Linked DNA regions of Homo sapiens: region 2 is linked to region 1. Evidence: chromatin loops called from intact Hi-C (ENCODE). Cell type or tissue: Caco-2. All regions are shown on one strand. Each heading gives the region's core, and the rest is flanking DNA. Links, peaks and the distances in the headings are about the cores only. Region 1 overlaps LOC107984041 (a long non-coding RNA gene). Region 2 overlaps LOC107984041 (a long non-coding RNA gene).

Region 1 (5,388 bases), core at 193-5,192:
ATATTGGTCCCCACAAGGAAAACGTACGGATGGGTGGTGCAAATCAGGCACTGATAAGTGTGATTATGAAAAAAGGTCATAGTGTAATTGTGACTGGAATTATGATATGTCCCATCCCAGGTGTTAAGGGGGGGTGCTAAGAAGTCCCAGGTGCCATAAAATGTCTTGGGGTGGCATGGACTCTACTTGGGGTCTGGGATATCCCATCCCCCTATCGGCCCAAATTATAGGGGAATGGGACATGGATACGAAACTGTCATTGATGCCATAATAGATGCGGACATCAGTGCGATCGCCCTGCAAATGGCTGTGGGGGCTCCAGTCTAAGACGTTATAATTGCCTAGCTGGAGGCTATGGGCATGCACCCTGTGAGACACCTCCCAGCTAAAGTGGAATCCATTGCTTTCCCGGCTTTGTTCTTTAGCACAGGAAGGAATGTTTGGGAAAGTAGCATTGACTGCATTGCCCAGTTTGAGGACTCCTGAAACTAAGACTGTTAAAGCACTTCCTTTGCCATGATGTAGCCATAATTATGTTTGGGCAGGTACATAGTAACAGTTAGAATTTTTATAACTTACACACAGTGGGAGGATAGTGGAGTGATATGTAGTGTTACTGACACCTTAGTCCAATGTGTGCCATTAATGATGGATCCAACTGGGGGTAAATCTATCCCTCCCAGCCAAGCAGTTACATTATTAGAGGCTGGGAAGGGGGTGTCTGCCCAGGTGACGGGGCGGAAGAAAGGCGGATCTAAGAGATGAGCCCAATAGAGTGTAGCAGGTACAGGTTGCAGACAAAGCAAGGGGTCCTAGCCACACCATGGTATGGTTTGATGCATCATGCTGGAATCCAAAGAGGATCTGAGGGGGTGCGAACACAAGCATATCCTCTTCCCCACGTTAACAATTTATTTGGACCACACCATACATTACTGTTTGCATCTTTCCATAAAACTGCAGGTTTTATGTTTGAGAGGTTTTAGCAAAGTGCTTTCCTACAGCTGATTTAAATTTATCATCTAAATTTTAAAAATTAAGAGTAAATAAGGCTTGTGCTAATAGTGTTGCAGGGTCCTTACTCACATTACCACTTTTTTGTTTTCTGAGCATATTTTTAAGGGTGGGTTGGGTACGTTCTACTATGGCATGTCCTTGGGGGTTATACGAGATGCCTGTGGAATGTTGGATGTTCCACGTGTGACAAAGTTGTTGAACTTGTGAGCTGGCATAAGCCGGACCATTATCAGTTTTAATTTTTGTGGGCCGCCCCATAAATGCAAAAGTTAAAAGATGTCTAATGACATATCAGGTGAGCACTAATTAAGTGGGAATTGGTATCAATGGATACATGTACATATCTAAGTTTTCCAAATTCAGGGACATGTGTAACATCTGTTTGCCATAACTGATTAGGTTCTAGTCCCCCAGGATTAACACCTGTTGAAGGAGGGGATGTGCCTGTGAGCTGGCAATCTGGGCACTGCAGGATAATTTGTTTAGCTAGTCTCTGGGTAAGTTGAAATTGTTTAGATAAGTTTCTCCAGTTTTGGTGGAAAAAATGATGCAATTAGGTGGCTTGGTCAAGCTGTGATGTCATAACCTGTAGGTCTGCTTGATCATTGCCATAAGCCAATGGGCCAGGCAGTGAGCTGTGGGCCCAAATATGTGTAATAAGAATAGGATGTGTACGTTGATCTAGCAATTGCTAAAGTTGAAGAAAAAGTGCACACAGGGTGAGATCCAGAGTGGACTTAATGAAGGCTGTCTCAAGGTTCTGTAATAAACAGAGTAAGCAAAGTCACTAACAATATTGATGGGCTGAGTGGAAAAAGTTTCCAAGGCCAATATTAAGGCTCCAACCTCAGCTCTCTGAGTGCTAGTAAATCCAGAATGAGTGAGGGAATTATGCAATCTCTACCAGACAGCTGCTTTTCTGTGTATACCAGAGCCATCAGTAAACAGTATTAAAGCTTTAGGTATGGGGGAGTGAAGTATTTTTGTAGGCAAAACCACAGAAGTATGAGATAAGAACTGAGGTAGTTTATCAACAGGAAGGGCATGCTCTATATGGCTTGTGTAATCAGAGAGTACTATTTGCAGGCCTAAAGGGCAATACTGCTTCGAATTGCTTTATACTCAAAGGAATTCTGATGACATCAGGGTCATAACCTAGCAACTGATTGCATCGCCTGTGGCCTGAATAGATGACTTTACTAACCAGCTGGACATAGGGAGAGAGTGTTTTAGTCCTGGTATGTGAGCAAAAATCCCATTCTAGGAAGCATAGCCCTGGGGCCATCTGTCCTATTAACCCTGTAGGGGAATGTTTAGTGGGAAAAACAAACAACTGAACTGAATGTCGTTGATCTATGCAATCTAGTTGCCTCTGAGAAATAGCTTGCTCTACTTCCTCAATTTCCCTTTGTGCTACAAGAGTTAAATACCTAGGAGAGTCTAGGGCAGCATTGCCTTTTAAGATAGAAAACAGGTTCTGTAACTTATCAGTAGTATGCCCAAGGTGGGGTGAAGCCAGTTAATATCACCTAGTAATTTCTGATAATCATTTGAGGTGTGTGAGTTGCTAGTATTTAATTTAACTTTTGAGGTCTTACCGACCGGGAAGTTAGTATGTACCCAAGACATTTCCAAGGAGAGGACATTTGTACTTTTTCAGGTACTATGATTAAACCTCTTAAATGTGTATTCTTTACAACAGAGGCATATAAACTTAAAAGTACTGGCTCCATTGGGGCTGCTAGTAAAATATCATCTGTGAAATGAATAATCTTACAATTAGGAAATTCTTTTCTACTGGGGAATAAAGCCTGATTTACATGATATTGACACATGGTAGGACTGTTTAGCATCCCTTGAGACAGGGCTTTCCAATGAAATCAGTAAGCTGGCCTTTCATTATTAATAGCTGGTATTGTAAATGCAAATTTTTCTCTGTCCTGTTCTGCAAGGGGAATAGTACAAAAGCAGTCTTTTAAGTCAATAATGATTATAGGTCAATCTTGAGGAATTACCATGGGGGAAGGGAGCCTCTGTTGAAGGGGCCTCATAGGTTGCAAATTAGCATTAATAGCACGTAAGTCATGCAAAAGTCTCCATTTACCAGACTTTTTGGGAATGATGAAAATGGGCAAATTCCAAGGGCTGTTTGATGGTTCTATATGGCTGGCTTTTAATTGCTCCTCAACTAATTTATGGGCTCTTTGTAATTTAGCTCCCTTTAAAGACCACGGTTCTACACAAATTGGATCTTGAGAGAGCCATGTCAGGGGTAGGGGAGGGATAATAACAGTGGCCATTATTAGAAAGGGGTCTGCAGAGTGACCCCCTATTGGGCTAATAGGTCCTGTCCCCAAAGATTAACAGGGATGGGCATGATTAGAGGTTGTGTAACTGTTTTTCTCCTCTCCAAATCGCAACATGTTAGGGGGCATGTGTTCTGCTTGGCTGTGTGCACTTCTCCAGTGCTGACAATTTTTTGTTTCTGAGTGACCCAAGGCCAAGCTTCTGGCCAGTTTTGATCACTAATAATCAAAATATCTGCTCCTGTGTCCAATAACCAGTAAAATTCTTATTTCCAATTTTTAAGGTGATCATGATCAGTGATTAATTGATTCCAATATACTCCTATGGCTCCTGTGCTTCCAAAACTTCCCTTTCCCCATTCCCTTCCATGGGCATTGGGGACCCAGTATGGTAAAAGTAGTAACTGAGCTATCTTTGATCCGGGGGAAGAATATGCAGACCTTTACATTCCATCACAACTAATATTTCACTTTGATAATCACTATCAATTACCCCAGTGAACACATTAATTCCTTTACTGGATAGGCTTGATCACCCTAGGACTAATCCCATTGTTCCTGGAGGCAGTGGGCTCCAGATACCAGTTGCAGCCCTTTTAGGGTCTTCTCCTTCTCTTAGCACTAAATCATTGGGGCAAAGTAAGTCCAGTCCTGTGCTGCCAGTGGTGGCTGCTCTGAGAGAAGGACTGTGGGCTTTCCATCTGATCGAGGAAAGCTACTGGCATTGCCCCAGTTTGAAGCAGGGCCTGGGGCCGGCCCCCTCATGAGGTTTCCCACCTGGTTACTTATCGGGTTGCTGTTTTTATTAAATTTGGACCTGCATTGATTTGCCCAATGTTTCCCCTTTTTACATTGGGGGCATATAGAAGGGGGTTCTTTCCTTGAGTTACCTTGGTCTCTATTATTGGTGTATTCCCTCTTCATATGACCTGGCTCTCTGCATAGGAAACAATTTGGGTTTCTCTCCCTTTTCACTTTAGGAGGTCTTAATGCCATAGCCAATATTTTGGCTTTGTGTGTTTCAGTCCTCACCAGTTGACATGCTCATATAAGTTCCCCAACTGTGGCTGTCTTTCCTCTGATTGCCTGCATTACTTGCTGGCAGTCAACATTAGCATTTTCATAAGCCAATTGCAACAATAAGATATCAGCAGCCTTGGCATGACTAATTTGTCTCTTAATTGCCTGGGTTAACCGATTGATAAATTCAACAACTGGCTCTGAGGCCCTTGTCAAACATTTATAAACTGCTGAACTCCACTTCTGGGAATTCAGTCCAAAGCCGTGAGACAGCACAAAGACACTTGTGCATAGGCCTGGGAATGAAAATTTAGTTGTTGTTGTACATCAGCATGGGGACCCCTCCCCTGGAGCATAGCAGCTGTTATGCCTTGCCCGGCCACTTGATTCTGGTTGGCTTCTTGTTCACACAACTCATCATATTCTGCCCTCCAAAGGAGGTATTGGCTGGGCTCCAAAGTTGTTTTAGCTAGCACTGACCAGTCCCATGGGGTCATATGGAAGTTGTCTGCCATGGCATAATCATTCCTTTCATAAATGGGCTAGCAGCTCTGTTTTCTGTAATGCTCTTTCTTAGCTCTTTATAAGCGTTAAAAGAAATAGGTTTGGCCAGGTGCGGTGGCTCATGCCTGTAATCCCAGCACTTTGGGAGGCCGAGGCAGTCAGATCACGAGGTCAGGAGATCGAGACCATCCTGGCTAACACAGTGAAACCCTGTCTCTACTGAAAATACAAAAAACTTAGCCGGGCATGGTGACGGGTGCCTGTAGTCCCAGCTACTCGGGAGGCTGAGGCAGGAGAATGGCGTGAACCCAGGAGGCGGAGCTTGCAGTGAGCCAAGATCACGCCACCGCACTCCAGCCTGGGCAACAGAGCAAGACTCCGTCTCAAAAAAAGAAATGGGTTCACGTACCTGATTGCCTTGTCAATCTTGCATTACTGGGCAGGCTAAGAGCTCCCCTTCTAATGCCACTTGCCTAAGACAGGGTCCCATAGCTGCAGCATATCTCTTGTCTTTTTTCTAACTTATTGGAGGAGGGGGCTC
Region 2 (5,388 bases), core at 227-5,226, 58 kb after region 1:
CACAGCAAACTTTGTTGCTGATCATTCAGAAAGTCATGCAAAGCACACCGGATTGGCTATCGCTTAAGACCAATCTCACAAATCCTTTTTCATAACTGAAACTTTACAGAGAATATAAACAGTGATCACTGGGGTCCTGGCCTGGTTAAAATGTTTTCCAAAAAGAAAAAAAAAAAGTAACCCTCTCACATAAAAATTAACTGCTGACTAGATAGCGAAAAGGAAACAAAAGTTAAAGTGCAGGGTTGGAAAGATGCCTGGGGGAAGAACTTCATATTCTTTTGCAAATTGGTTCCTTTCCCCCAGGCATGGACCCAGCAGGAGTCTGGCCAGCCAGCTGTGCAGAGCCCAAGCCCCCAAGGCGGCCCTGGTGCCTGGATAGTGACTGTGGCTCATTCCTGCCATGCAGCTGGACACTGCACACACATGTGGCAGTCAGGGCCATGCACTCCACTCAGCTGGGAGAGAAGGCGGGTGGGGAGCCACTGCTTGCCCAACCAACCCACAGGCATGCTTGTGGCTGTTGTGGTGGGTGTGGACCACCTCCCATATTGTAAAAGAAAAGAAAAGAGAGGGGAGGGGAGGGGAGGGGAGGGGAGGAGAAAAGATAGATGCTGTTACTGTCCTCAAAAAAAGAAGAAAAATGTCATAGGAACAAAATACTCAGAAATAAAAGTGAGAGGTTTTCAGTCCACATTTCACTCACCCTTCTTCATGTCCCAAGTTCTGGGTGCCAAAAATGTTGAGAAAAAAAAAAAGTTCTTGCCAAGTGACCAGGTAAAATTAGGCATGCAGACACTTTGCAGGGTGAGGGGGAATGGAATTTACTGGGCAAAAAGGAAAAAAATACTTTGCAAAGCGAGAGGGGTTCCTGTTAACAGGCCTCACAGATTGAATCCCAGGTCACCACACAGGAACTGATGAGCCCAGGCTCCTGCCCCCTGCAAATGGCGTGAATTTCCTGAGGCTCCACCCCATCCTCCCCATGCCCAGGCCAGTGGGAGCTTCTCCCAGGACCCTCCCTTATCGTCCTCCTGCATCTATCAGTTGCATGAAGTGGTGTATAGCACTGTTCACTTAAGGTTTCTATACTTTGGAACACTTCAATGTTTAAAAAAGCTATAGCTCAATTTTTAAAAGTTCTTGGTCAAATAATAAAGGAAACACTATTATAAAAAGAAAATTATTTAACAAATACTTACTTATGTCTACTATGTGTCAGGCACTCTGCTGGTACTCGTGGATACAACCTAAAGCAAAAACACAGAAAACTGGCATATACACTGAATCAGCCACTTTTATCCTTTAAACTATCACCAGCAACAAAAGAATTTTAAAATTCAGTAACTTTATATTCTAGAATGAATCCTACAAATACACCTTTTAAGAGTTTACATATGAAAGGTTTTATAAATAAATTCTACCTATACTTATATGATCAATTCAAATTTCAGTTTTCCACAAAGGCTTTTAATCTCCTGCAGCCAACAGGGGCCTATCTTTAATTTAGACTCCTTTTGTATTCATAAAAGAAGTATCACACAACTCAGCACCTAATTGTTTTTGAAAAGTCTTGTGAATGTTAAATTTGTCTCCTACCCAAACTGTAAGTTCTTGTAAATTCCTTGAGAATAGAGATCATATCATATTTTTCTTTGGAATGTTTCACAATGCTTAGCAAAGTGTGGATTATGAGATATATGCTTAATTAGTTGTGGGTAGAGTGAATGAAAATTTCACTTAATCATAAAAATACTTAAGAATAGTTTAAGTTTCAGGAAAAATTAATTTTTAAAATAATTAATATCCAGCATTTTATTTTGCCATCTTCTACTAGCTCAATTTTCATATGCTTGAAAGAGATAAAAGTTATTATTGACATTACATTCCATTCTGTTCCCTGAGGTTCAGTTCTGATAAGAACTGAAGAGAGGCTACCCTTATCTGCTTAATACCAGTATGTTTGCTTTAACTGAGGAAAAGCTTTATGGGTGAAACATTTATCTCTAAATATCTCTTTATCTCTTACAGTAATAGAACCCATGCTTTTTAACTAAGTATATAGTTGCTTAAAATGAGGACTGTATGTTCTAGCTTTCCTTGCAACTGGGTGTCACCATGTGACTTAAGTCTCGTAAATAAAATATGACTGTAAGTGATAGGTATACTTTCTTTTTTTTTTTAATCAATTAGCTAAAAATTTAATTTACATACATGTTGGCCTGGATTAAAAACAAAAAAGTTAGTTTCCATAAATAGCAGACTTTAGGGCTGTATGACCCAATGACTAAAAATAAAACCAGGAAATTTTTACTAAAAGCTCAAGGATAAAAATGAACACTGGCTGGCTATTGAACTCCACATCTGACAATAATTACTGACAGTTTAAAAATGACATCCACAATATAACCTCAAGAGGACCAGGTTTATTTGTCCGACAGAGCAGCTCAAAATGTTGAGGCATCACTTGTTTGGATTATGATGGGTTATTCTCAAAGTTTATTTATTTAGAAGGGGAAAGTGATTATAGAAAAATACTTGAAGTAATTTGCCAATGAAGTCACAGATTCTAACAATAATCCACATCTTAGATTTTTAAGTGTGTAGTTTCATAGTTTAAACAAATTCTGTCAAAGAGCTAGTGAATATACTTTATCACTTTAACTTTCCATGAAAACCAAATAAAAATCACATCTGAATGATTTACTTCTATGCTTTTATCTGATTGTATACATATGATGTACTACACATCCAAGTACAAGAGGCAGTTATCTTCTCTGAGAGGTGCAAGAGTTGTTCTTTCATGAATGCCCTCTAATAGTGAAACCAGCACTTTTTATATATGCATTCATGTGCATATATACGTACTTCAAAAAGCAAAGCGTCATCTCTTCGTCCATTGTTAACTTAATGGTAAGAATGGGGGCCACCAGGCATCAGTGGAGTACCAGAAGGTCCTGAAGGCACTTAGAAAGGATTACTAGGAGTAGGATAGAGTCCTGGTGTGGGATACGATCCTGTAGGGGCAGGATATGGTGCTGGTGGTCCCCAGGCTCCTAGTGGAACGGTGCCCCATGGAACAGGTGGTGCTGCCCCAGAGGCTTGGGGAGGAGGAGGAACAGGATATGGCCCTGGAGATGGATAGGGCATATTAGGGGTAGGATACTGCCCTCCCATTCCTGGCACCCAAGGTCCAGAAGACATGGATCCCCATGGACCTAAAGGACCAGCTGCAGCTGGATCTGTGGGTAGCACCATATGGTCTGGGTAGCTCTGGAAAGGGCATATTTGGTATAGGATATGGCCCTATGGGCCAGGGCCTGGCACAGTTGAGGCTGGATAAGGACCACCAGGTGGGGGGCATGATGGTTCAGAAGGAGTAAAGGGTGCTGGGGGTCCTGGAGGTGGTCCGGTGGGAGGCACGGAGAGATACATTCCTGTTGGTACTGGTCCAAAAGGCACAGTGGAGGGTGTTGCACTTGGTGGGAGTCCAGATGGCACCGAAGGTGGAGTACTCGGATTATTCCAAGGGTTGGAGCCTGGTCAGCTTTGAGGAGGTTGGCCAGGTTTTGTATTGCTCACAGCAGAGGTTTTGGCAGGGGAGTGTTCAGGTAGTGCATCTGCCAACGAAAATTCATCAGACATTTTCCCAGCAATATCCGAGACTGCAGGAGGGTCTAGAAGCGGCGATGTGTCCAAGGGACTGGGCCCTGAAGAAGCAGGCGCAGCCTGACTGACTGCAGCGAGAGCAGCGGCGGCAACAGCACCAGCAGCACCAGCAGCGCACGGCTCCTCCTCGATAGGTGTACTTTCAACTCATGTTCCCAAAGATATGTCCTTTTCTTCTCCTCTTCCTTTAGACTGCTGCTTGAAATATATATGGTCATGACTGTGAGCCATTTTGAACTATTAGATGAAAACAACACTCTAGAAATGGCAAAGTGACAAGAAAGAAGGTACTCTCGTCCCGGGATGACTAAATTGAGAAAGCAACTACACAATTTCAGGAGTACCCATCACTAGCCTATTATATGAGAAGAAAACTCTATTAAGTTGTTGGTTTGGGGTCTCATATCCTAACTTATCTCTTGGAGGAATGATAGAAAGACAACAGTTGGCAAGGAATGATTCTTCCCTTTTCACACAATGCTTTAAGGATAAATATATTTCAGCCCCAAACTTTGGTGGATTATTTGCTTGTATAAGAAAGTCAAATCTAGTTTCAGATATTAAAGGCTAGATAAAAATCATTAGTTTTGAAGCTAATTACTTCCAATTTTCTTTTCTCTAGGTCTCATGCACACACACTAACATATGTTCATAGGTATACCCACATTTATCATGGGGTATCACCTGGCATTTAGGAAACCAATTGGACACCAGGTTAAATTAACCAGTGACAACTGTGACTTGTAGTTTTCATTTCATATGTTTATATTGACTGAGAATGGTGTTGCTTTTTGCAACCTAATCTATGACTGCATTCTTGAAATTGGATTTTGTCTGATTTTTGTATTTTATAAAAATTTAATATCTCACTACCTGATTGGAAGTAGTTTAAAATATTTTTGCAATGAACAATTCATAATTTCAAGGACACCAAAAGAAACATGGCTTTCATATTGCATATTCACTTCAAAATTTATATAGCTATACATTCCTCAACACATTAAATGTTCCCTGTATTTTCAAACATCCTCTACTTCTTCCCTCCTGTGTCCCAGGAAAACTTCTCTCTACCAAGGTTAAGAATAACTTCACCCACAGACTTCAGTGTATCCTTGTCTGCCTTTACCTTATTATTTCCTTACTTGATTCACTTCTTATAGGTTCTTTCCTTCTATTTATATGTTTTTTTTTCTATCCTAAAAACAACATGCAAGTAACAGTTTTTTTCTGGACCTTGATATTTCTTCCATATATTGCCCTGCATTTTTCATTCATTTATTAGACAAAAACAATTATCATCACTGTTTTCACTTTCTCACTTCTCATTTACTCTCTTACACTTGACATCTAATGCCATGCCTACCATGTTACTAAATTGCTTCAAATCATCAATCACTTAAATTTCCAAAGACATTTACTCAATCTTCACCCTCCTTAACTCTGAAGCAGGAATTACCTTGGTGATTGAAGAAAACTTTTTAAATATACTCTTCGTTTATCTCATAACTCTTTAACCACTCTTTTTTTCTCCTTCATTGGCTCTCTTTCTTCCTTTCGGTACTAATTTTCCTGCATATGTACTGTTTTTTACCCTTTCCATGGTAATATTTTTTAAAAATTTCTTTTGAGGAACTACTCTTTCCTCCCTTTTATTCTGGCACTATTTGGTTTACTATATCTTCATTTTTTGTTTTACTTTTTTTAAATATTGATTATTAT

The links. Peaks named below come from ENCODE experiments on the same cell type or tissue, not always from the same donor. Only the 100,000 strongest peaks of a DNase experiment are listed, where the experiment ranks them.
Region 2: it touches region 1 in a loop (5-fold over the local background); 3 of 110 quality-filtered maps call a loop at or near these places.

What each region holds. Positions count from the first base shown.
Region 1 is chr6:100,945,576-100,950,963 of GRCh38, reverse strand. All of the region lies in intron 2 of LOC107984041 (a long non-coding RNA gene), which reads right to left. Among named protein-coding and RNA genes, the nearest start is that of ASCC3, 67 kb to the right of the region's middle. In Caco-2, for the core only: no CTCF peak of the experiment used is centred there; a DNase peak (open chromatin) is centred at 2,213.
Region 2 is chr6:100,887,860-100,893,247 of GRCh38, reverse strand. It overlaps LOC107984041 (a long non-coding RNA gene), which reads right to left. Exons shown (of 8, transcript XR_007059692.1): 2 at 1,203-1,250. It also overlaps the pseudogene LOC728098. Among named protein-coding and RNA genes, the nearest start is that of ASCC3, 9.2 kb to the right of the region's middle. In Caco-2, for the core only: no CTCF peak of the experiment used is centred there; no DNase peak of the experiment used is centred there.